Regions from separate parts of the Homo sapiens genome. Here region 1 is linked to region 2. A link is a loop called in an ENCODE intact Hi-C map of the cell type or tissue named here. Cell type or tissue: B cell. All regions are shown on one strand. Each heading gives the region's core, and the rest is flanking DNA. Links, peaks and the distances in the headings are about the cores only.

Region 1 (5,391 bases), core at 265-5,264, 250 kb after region 2:
ATTACTTCTGAATATGTAATAATTTTCCAGATTATCTTCCACAACTGTAACTTTTACCCTGGAAACTGGACTCTTATTATAGAATGGCACTGTGACAACTGAGTTTTCTTTAGACAGTAAGTGAATTGACAGTTACTTTGTATCAACCAGACATTTAAATATTTATGTGCAAAATCATAATTATGTAAACATTTGACAAAATATTCTAACCCAGAATACACACTGAAGAGAATATTCCTGAATCATTTCTTCTGACTTACTGACCAACTATCACATTTGTTTAATATATATAGGCTCTGATCTTTTGATTGGGTCAATTTCATATTTTCCAGGTTTAGTCAGATTTCAAATTTGAATCAATTCCTTAAATTAACTTTATAATCAATTGTCACATCTCTTTTCATTCAGAAAGAAGGAGGGCAGAAGTTAGAACTCCAACAAACTCACAGTAAGTTGCTTACCCACTCTGGAATTAAATTCTTCATTTGTAAAATCGTGTAGGTGGGGGAGGGAGGAATTCTGTAAAATTCTATGAGTACTGCTAGCATTTGAAATCATTTTCATTTTCTTGATTCTTCTCTCAACTTTTCATCCCTATTTGTCTCTTGATTACCACTCAAAAATCCTCTCATTTACCTTATTAATTCCCTTTTCCATTCTCTTCAGTGGCCTTTCAAAACTTTCTCTTCCTCTAGGTTCCTAAAATCCCCAATCACAAGACTCCACTTCTAGTTAGCTACTTTTCTGAGAAAACTGGAGCCATTTGAAGTGTTTTTCTTTGTACTTCCTTTCTCTTCCCCTCTGAATTCCTTCACACTGTATATTGTATTTTGCCTTTCAATCTTTGGCTCCAGGATGAAATGAATGTCTCTCCTTCTGGCAAGGTCATGTCCTTCACCTTTACTCTTGATCATGAACCCTCCCAAATCCTTACTTCCTTGCTCCTTCCATTCTTTTTCTTGAATCTTTGATTCCTCCAGACCAGTGATCTCTTCTTCTGCCTCCTCATGTAGATGAAGTCTTTAAAAATAAACAAACAAACCAAACCTTCTCTGGACTCTGCCCCCTCCCACAAGTTTCCTCCTCTTATCATCCCTTCAAAACCCAAACTATTAGAAGAGTGGTCTACCTTTGCTTTCTACATTTCTTCACTTGCTCTTACTCACAAATTCCCTCTAGGATCACAAATGACCTCCTACACACCAGACCAACTTCATTCTCTCAAGCTTCCTATGACATTTAAAACTATTGATGGCCTTATGCCTCCTGAAACCCTCCATTCCTATGGTTTTTCTTTTGACCCTGTACTATCCTGCTTCTCCTGTGAATGTCCTGGCCATGCCTCCTCTGATTATTCTTGACTCTCCTGCCCTGTGACACAAGCTCTTCACTATGGTTTTAGCCTTAGTCCTCCTCTCTGCATCCCCTCTGTCTATCCATTCATAATCCACTTCTTTGGGACTCTGTTGACACCTGAATCTCCTGTCCAAAAGTTCTCTCCCAAGCTCCACGCGTACATCTCTACCTGAAAGATAACTTCACCCATAACACTAGAGTTTCCTCAAAGGCACAAACCTTATTTTACTCATTTTTGTACTTCAACCTCTCACCTCCGCCATCCAGAGCCTAAAACAAGGTTTAGGAACTCAATAAACATTATTTAAGCAGAACAAAACAGTACTTCCCTACCAGCACATGAAACTCAACCAACATGAAATTAACAGCGGTCTGGTCCTTCTGACTTTCCTATTTCTCTTAATAGGACTTTCCTATTTCTCTTACCAACTTCTAATCCCCAGAATTTAAAATCTGAGCTTCAACTTTGACTTGTTCTTTTCCCAGTCCCTTGTATCTAATAAATTATCATATGTTGTTGATCCTGCCTTTGTTATATGTTTTACATCTATCCACTCATTTACCTTCCTTCTATCATATCCTCAAAGCTTTAATTACCTCCCACATATTTTCTTGTAATAGCTTCCAGAATCAGTTCCTCCGTCTCTCCTACATACTACTACCAGATTAATCTTCATGTAATATACTTCTCATATATTACTCCACACCTCAAAAATTCTTAATATTTATCCCTTGCCTAGCAATTACAAATGTCTTTCCTTAGCATCCAAAGTTCTTCATAATATGGCCCCCAAAATGCCTACATGCTTGGAAGGACTAGAGATCTACTCAAGTTACCTCAAAAAAAAATTTTTTTTTTTTTGAGATGGAGTCTTGCTCTGATGCCCAGGCTAGAGTACAGCAGCACAATTTTGGCTCACAGCAACCTCTGCCTCCTGGATTAAGCGATTCTCTTGCCTCAGCCTCCTGAGTAGCCGGGACTACAGGCGCGCACCACCACGCCTGGCTAAGTTTTGTATTTTTAGTGGAGATGGGGTTTCGCCATGTTGGCCAGGCTGGTCTTGAACTCCTGACCTCAGGTGATCTACCTGCCTCAGACTCCCAAAGTGCTGGGATTACAGGCATGAACCACACCATGCCTGGAATTTTCTTTTTTAAGAGACATAGTCTTGCCATGTTGCCCAGGCTAGTCTTGGACTCTTGTACTCAAGTGATCCTCCTGCCTCAGCCTCCCCAGTAGCTGGAACTACAGGCATGCACCACCACACCCAGGTAAGAAAATGTTTTAAAGCACACTCATTGTTCAATTGATAACTGTCAGAAAACAAGAAAGCTCTAAAACTCAACCACTCTCTCTTTCTATCCGTGTTGCTGCTTCTCCTTTCAGTTTCCCTTCTATTACTCTGCTTCCTCTGTTTATGCAGTTTCCATTCTCTGATAGTTTCGGCTAACACAGCACAATGTGGTCACTCCCAATACCTTTTAAACCTTGATAACTCTCAACACTTCCTTGTAGTTTCTGCCCCCACTAATTGGTTCAGTCTCTTAATTTACCAATTCCAAATGGCCCGTCTTTTCATGCTAGACCATAGAAATGTCACAGAACAGCCTATGGATGATGGGTACTTGGATCAGAAGCCCGCTCTATTCCAATCAGCTGTGATCCAATCACATGGGGAATGGGCAGGATAACAGGTTTAGAGAATAGACTCATTGGAAGCAGGGCCCTGAGCAGAAGAGATTCTTTGAGAAGGAGGTGGGGAAGAGCAAGCAATGTTCAACACCTCCAGGGCATTACATTTTCCTGCCTACCTATTCTCCTACAAGCACACCACACTCCTTTCAAAGTGGAATTGCTATCTCCCAAACCCATTCCACAATTCATTATCCCATGCCTTTGCTCACACTGTTCTCTCTGCTTTGAATAATCTCTAACCCTGTCTTATCATCTCAAAATGTACTAGCCAAAGGATGTGAGTGGATATAGAAGTAATTCAGAGAACAGTCAATGTACAACAAGAAAAGAAAGCTATAAAAAATTAATTGAGCACAAAGAAACAAAACTAAAAATAATGTGGGATATTGCCAATTAAATTAGCAAAAATAAATTTAGAATGATTAATGTACATTACGAGAGTTTTATTTCTTCCTATAAAATATAGCTAAGGGTAAATGCATTTAACTCATGTCAAAATTCCACAAAAATGTCCGAATATAAATAAAAAGAAGATGACCACATCTAATATCAAGAACCTTGAAAATAATAGCACCATATCAAGTAGTATTGAGAATACAGTATGGCTGATGATATTGCAAAATAGTAGAACACTTTTAGAAAGCAATTTACCAACATAATTCATTTTGGAAAGTACAGAAAAAATTAAACAGGAAAACAAAATTCCTTTCCAATTTGATCATCTAGAGAAAATCACTTTTAACATTTTGGTACACAGCATTCCATAGTCTCATATTATATATATTTTTTATTCTTTTTCTTTTTTTAAATAAAATTTGCATCAAACTAGGTATACTGTTAATTCTGAGTATCATGAACCTTTGCCTATGTCATTAACAGTCTTAAAAAAACGTTGTTTTTAATGGTTGCGTCGTAATTTATTACATGAATAGGTGAAGACAGATTTTTAACAAAAAACTCCTAATGCTAGACTTCAGATTTTGTCTTCTTTTTCATTATTACTGAAATACTGTAATGACCATCCCTGTATGTAAATCTTTTATGCACACCTCTGATTATTCTCTTAAAATAAATTCTCAGAGTACAAATATTTAAAAGAATTTTTAAAAAGTACTTCTAAATGTCAATTTAACCAAAACTGTGACCTGACAGTAGAATAAGAAGGGCAGGAAGGAGGAATAGATAGTCTAAGAAAACTAAAGCCCCACTATCCATAGTGGAAAGTCATTGGTGCATAAAATGAAGGAGTTTTAAAGTTAATATAAGTCTGTTGTTTAGAAATAAGGAGGTGAAAAACTTAATAAAGTGGAACAGTGAACAGGAATCAGGTGTGGGAAAATATGCCACAGGACACTGCTGTATTCATCATAAGTCTTATTTGTTTTGACTTTTTAAACTATGCATTTATGTTGGTTTGATAAAGATACAAATCAAATTAAAAATAAAAACCAGCAGTACCATTCAGATGTGAAATATAGCAGATATACAAGTTAGTTTAAGTGTCCACAATTCTCATAATTACAGAGGAATATATATAAATACATATATATATGCTACAAAGACCTTAAATTGATAATTTTGTGAATTTTTACAAAGAATCCTCTGTAAACCAAGCATGTGCTGTGACAGATACAAATAAATACTCTATTTTTTATGCTTTCCAGAGATAAAACAATTATTATCAACAGTAGAAATAATCTCTCCACATGGCTCAGCTAAGTAATATTTAAAAATTACCTATGCAGAAAACCATCAAGTTTCCTCTTAAAAATTTATAAAAATAGAGGCAAGTTAACATACCAGCTATTCAAGGTAAAGTTTAAGAAAGTAGTGAATTTTTCTTTAGAAAAACTCTTTCATTTTTTCGCCTACTAGAGAACATGCTATAGGCAGTCCTCACCAAAATAAAAAATTGGAAAAATAACAGGAAAACTAGCATAGTGGGAATAAATGAAGATTTAGAGACCTTAATTCCCAGGAAACTTTGTCATAGATCTTGCCATTTGTACTTGATAAATGTTTATTTCTTCTTAGTTCACTTTATTCCTGTCCCAGGAAAAGAGAAGTTCTATCACACCTCAGAATATTAGTACCTGCAGAAAAAAATCCTCATAGTGGCCCCAGACCCAAATTATTCCCCACAACGTGGAGGGCACCTGTATAGTAAATAATAAATCAGGTGAGTCTCCACTACCCAAAATTGTTGTTTTTGTCTCCTTCACCAAGTAGTACACAAAATGGAGCTTTTAGAGCCAGACTCCTGTCTCTTGTTCCTTCCTCATAGTCTTTTTCTGTCCTTTTCCTCCTCACCACTCCACATTTTTCCCTTAATATTTTCC
Region 2 (5,391 bases), core at 55-5,054:
CCCGGATTTTACCACCTTTCATCCTTGCCTCTTTCTTTTTAGTTTTTTTTTTTCTTTTTGGACAAAAATCTTCCCTTTATATTCCAGACTTTCTCATTATGAATTGTAGACTCTTGAAGTCTTGGAAATTGGTGGGCCCTTAATCCATAGATACAAAATATAAATTAGGTCTAATCTTGAAAATATCCAAGAATGAGGGTCTTACTAACATAGAGGGTCATTCTATATTATGGTGTGTCTAATTGGTAGTAATTTTTTCTTTCTTTTGAGCTGAAATTTACTCCAATTTTCAACCCAAAGTCCTAATTTCATCTTTTGGGACTATGCATGTCTTCTACATCAACATTTTTCATTAATGGGCCATTAAATCAATTTTGGAATTACATCTAGCATAATATTGAATGAAATTAGAAGAGGCCAAGATAGGATAGAAGAGGAAAGAATTGAATCAAATCTAATTGAATTGAATATTCAGAGTAGAAAACATCAGCATTTAGAGCTTGTAATAGTAACTCGTATTATAATTTCAGTTATTTATGTAAATGTGCGCTAGATTGTGTTATAAAAATATCTTTCTTACTTTTGGTTGCCATTGGAAATTTTGGAAAACACCAATTCCTTCAGATCTTTGAAGACTGTTGTGGAACTCCATGGGTTCTGTTCTCCAGATTCAGTATCCCAGTGCTCATGAAAATGCCTCATTTCGTTTGACTTTGTTTCCAGTCCCTTCCCTACTCTGGTCTCTCTTCTCAGACTGTGCTATCTTGAACTTTCCTCTTGAAGTAGAATCGCAGAATCTCCAAGCCAGGACAGGACTGGGAGAAAAGGGGACAATACCACACCTGGGGGCAAGGAGATAGGCAGCAGTTTTCCTTGCTTCCATGTTTGCCAAGTTTTCCAGTGTCTTCAGCAGTGGCATTCCAAGACCCTATTGCCAGAAAGCTTTCAGGAAAGTATTTGTAGGAAACTCAGATCAAAAAAATGCATATTGAACATCTACTCTACCAGGTCCCAGGCTAGTGCCAAGAGACAGAGAGATAAGACCCACCTTGTGCAGTCCAGGCCTACTCACCCTCATTATCTCATTGAATGTGTGAGCTATGTAGAATCATTTTCATATCATTTTATAGTAAGAGAACCAAGGATCAGAGAGGCATATAAGAAACTTCTTGATATATAGAATTTGTCATAAAACTTGCAATAAATGGTCAGCAGACCACTCATAATGTGATGTGGGTGACAATGGCAGTAGCTCTTAACTCCATTAGCACTTCATTGTTTTCAAGACACCCCTTATCCCTTATCCCAAGCATCTAGTGATTGTGTAGAACAGATAACAGCATTCTCATCTTCCAGGTAAGAAAACGGGCCCGGGAAGATTAAGCTACTGGTCCAAAGTCACACATCTAGCGATCTAGAGGATACTGTAGCTAGGATTTGAACTTGGGTTCCAACTCTAAATTCAATGCCATTCTCATGCCCCCAGCCCCCTACCCCTCAATGCCTAACACTGACAGTTTTCCCCAGAACTACTAAAGCAAACGGCTTTTTCTATTCCCTGGTCCATAAATTAAGAAAGAGGTCCTGGGGTGTTAATGTTCATTCCAATTAGCCTATTATGGCCAAGATGGCATTAGCCCTTGTGACTCTAAGATAAAAGGGATTTTTCCCACAAATGGCCGACAAGTTTGGGCCAAGTTGTAAACATTATTTCCATCCATCTTGGACTGCAGCAGAGTCTGTGGTCAGCGTGCCAGGGAATATATGAGAAAATCAGGCAGCCTTAATCTCTGCAGCATGTGGAAGGAAATAAAGACCACCTTGACTGATGGTTGACTTGATATGTCTGAAGGGGATTAAGTCTGGCTGTGACAGAAATGGCTGCGGAGTCACAGTGAAGAGAACTCGATGAGGTATGGCCTTCCAAGTTTAAACTTCTAATCTCAAAGGACCAGAGTGACTTCATAAGGAATTCAAGAAGAACGCAATTCACTCAACATATAATAGGATCCTGAAATCCTAAGAATGTTTTCCTGAGGCCAGAAAAAGGAAAGAAGTGTAGTGATGCCCGCTGTGGGAGGACTGGAGTCACAGGCAGGCTGTGCAGTGCTACTATGATAACTCAGCGCCAAAAAGGTGTTACAGGATTGATGACATTTGCAGGTATTGACACCTATCCAAATTCATCCTCTAAACGGAGAGCTTAATGGATAGAAAGCAAACGGCTAAACATATCTAAGCATTCACCCAAACTAGCAGACTGGCAAAGTCAAGCCCAGAAATAAATGGAGTTTAATCTCTGGAGTTTAACCTTCATACTGTCACTAGATTTTTTACGTGATTCTCTCCCACCTCCCCAAATGTTTTGCTTCCTCTGGAGCTTTGTCTTTTGATAATAAGCTCTGTTTGCATTTGCAAAATATACAAAGTGAACTTCCAGATGGACCTCTCAAAGTGCAATCTAAACATGAAGGAAACAAGAAATCCAAAAGTCAAAGGCGAGTGGGAGGTTTTCTTCTCCCCCAAATCTCTGGGGAGTCCAATTCATTCAACATGCTCACATTCTGGTTTCATTTCCATTTTCTATAATAAGAGATGAAGATGTAATATGTCAATGTTGATGTATCAGAGAGATGATGAATTCCAGGCTAAAACACGGCGACATCTGCTTGGAAACGAGATGGAAGAAATTAAGATGCTTACCATGATTATTTTCTTCCAGAGCAAATTTATAGTATCTTTGGTCTCAAGGGCAGAAATTCCAGACAGATTAGCTTTTCATCTCCTAGGTAACTCTCTGAACTGCATAGGTATAGAAATTCATTGCTTTAACACTGGGTGTCCTTATTAGGGAAATATCTTAAATTCTATGCCAACAAAGGAACTCATTGACTACTAAGCAATAGTCATGAAAATATTTATGACATGGATTACAAACAGGTGCTCCAAGTAGAACAAAAGCTGGGATTATTCACTGCTTGGACTAACTGAAAAAACATTATTTACATTAGCATAGCACATTTTATGCTTTTAGTAAATATTATTTTTCTGATTATGTGTCCTCATATTCTAGAAATGGCAACTTTGCTTACGTACCAGAGGGACTTGGAAACATGAATAGAGTTATATAAATAATAGGTGCTAGAGCATTGCCTGTACTACCCATTTATAAAATATTCAACAAAATCGTATTCAGTCCCTATTACATGCCTGTATTTGGATCTGCAGATGCAAAGATAAGTACAACATGACTCCGGTCTAGTTCAAAATTTGCTCAATTGGTTCCTATAAACTTTTTAAAGGAAGTTGTGTGAGCATTCTCATGTTCATTTCACAGATGACGAAGCTGAGGCTGGACAAGATCACACACCAGGAAGTACCAGAGTTAAGAGTGACACTCCAATGTCATTCTTCAGGCCCAGGGCTCTGTCCATTCCTTCATAGGCTGCTATGATTGAGAGGAGAGCCTGAGGGTATTTGGGTGACCCAAGGGCAATGGCTCACAGTGTCTAAGGGACATCAGAACTGGCCTTTTATCCAGTCCTAACATCTCATTGCTTGTCATTTTCATTTTTCATTCAAGTGTTTGGCACCAAGTAGACACAGCTGTAGTCTCAATCAAAACTAAATGATACTTTGCAGGAATTACTGAAATGCTCATTGAAAAACTATTCTCTTCCCATTGTTTTGAAATAATCCAATAAGGAAAGGGTCTTTTTTGGAATATCTTCTCTCAGAACTTTAGCGACAGGAATTGTGAAATGTTCCCCAAATATTGCTTGGCATGAAAACCTCTTTCAATGCAAATAAACCATTGATAAAAAAAAAAGAATTTGTTAAGGGGGACAGGAATTGGGGTGATGCTCATAAAAAGCTGCCAGAAAAGCCTTGGATTGCAAAGGAATGCCTGGGAGGCTACACAGGTCATGTGCAGCCAAAAGGAGACAACGAGGATATTTTACAGCCATCTTAGATACTATAGATTTTATTTTTTTATTGGCAGAATCAATGTGACTATTCCATAATAATCAGGATAAGATGAAAACAAAACAACAAAATGGAAATATTTTAGGGGTTACAAAACTTCTAGATTTGAGGATTCCCTCACCTGCTAGTTCTGTGATCTTAGGCAAGTCATGGAATGTCTCTGAACTTCCATTTCCTCATCTCCAAACTGAAGACAGCAGTTCCTACCTCATAGGATAAATATGACGATGAATTTGAAAGCACACACTAAATTGTAAAACATTATACAAACCAAGGTTTTTCTTTCCTATTTACACAAAAAAATTCAAGTCCAAATGCAGTGTTGAGCAGCTCTCTATGCTCAAACATTATCCATCACTAGTCTAACTTTTAGCTGCCTCCAGCCTTGGTCACAGTCACCCTGCCTCTTTTCTAAGAATGAGCATCCGGGGAGCGCCTCCTGTGGGTGCTCTTTAAAGCTTCAGTTCTGTGATCACAGACAGGGAGTTCTTGCTGCATCCTTTGGGAAATCAAGGCCTCTGATTCGTCTTCCCAGCACTCTGACCCTCAAAAGGACCCCAGTGACTGCACTGAGATGACTGAGAGCCATCTGGGGATGGACTCAGCATTTCTAACCCCTCCAGCCTATTCCTTCAGCAGTTCTTCTCATCCCAATAAATAGCAACTCCATTCATCAAGGTTCTCAGATCAAAAAGTGGCACTCATCGTTGACTCTTACGTTCCATTCCCCCGATATCTATATCCAATCTATCCCACAAGGACTATCACTTTCATTTTCAAAATATATCCTGAACACAGCCAGTTCTTATCTCCACCAATACCACCTTCCCCCAACCCACAAACATCCCCTGTCTGGAACACTGCAAAAGGGTCTTCACCAGTCTTCCTTTTTCTACCTTCACCAGCTGATTGTCTATTCTTCCTATGGCAACCAGAGTGATCATTTAAATACATTAATCAGATCAATCACAAAGACCCCCCATGTTTTCCTGTCTCATTCAAAATAAACTCCAAAGACATTATCATGATCTGTGAGACCCCTGCAGATCTGGCTTACCCTGACCCCTCAACCTCACTTTCTTCTGTCTCCTTGTTTGACCTCACTTTAGCCCCTTCTGTTCTCTAATCCAACAACCACTCTCTTGGTTCAGGAAATTGGTGCTTGTCATTCCACTTGCACAGGACAGTTTTAGCGCAGACATTCAATGCTTTTCTTCATTACTTAATCCATGATTCTGCTCAAACATTACTTCCCCAGAAAGGCCTTTTCTGATCTCCTCGGCTGCTTTTTTTTTTCATAACACTATATTATATTAAATTTTTGTATTATATATTATATTAATTACATTCTTGTTTATTGTCTGTCTCCCCATGGGAATATACGCCCCATGAGGGCAGGCATTT

Evidence for each region. A loop is a pair of places that touch in the nucleus more often than their neighbours do. Peaks named below come from ENCODE experiments on the same cell type or tissue, not always from the same donor. Only the 100,000 strongest peaks of a DNase experiment are listed, where the experiment ranks them.
Region 1: a loop joins it to region 2, with 3 times the contacts of the local background. A loop is called at or near these places in 1 of 110 quality-filtered maps.

The regions. Positions count from the first base shown.
Region 1 is chr9:99,759,911-99,765,301 of GRCh38, forward strand. All of the region lies in intron 2 of LOC101928438 (a long non-coding RNA gene), which reads right to left. Among named protein-coding and RNA genes, the nearest start is that of NR4A3, 59 kb to the right of the region's middle. RefSeq lists an enhancer at 2,669-2,718. In B cell, for the core only: no CTCF peak of the experiment used is centred there; a DNase peak (open chromatin) is centred at 2,771; H3K4me3 peaks cover 838 bases; H3K27ac peaks cover 1,224 bases.
Region 2 is chr9:99,507,496-99,512,886 of GRCh38, forward strand. No RefSeq gene overlaps it. Among named protein-coding and RNA genes, the nearest start is that of NAMA, 130 kb to the left of the region's middle. In B cell, for the core only: no CTCF peak of the experiment used is centred there; a DNase peak (open chromatin) is centred at 2,546; H3K4me3 peaks cover 491 bases; H3K27ac peaks cover 515 bases.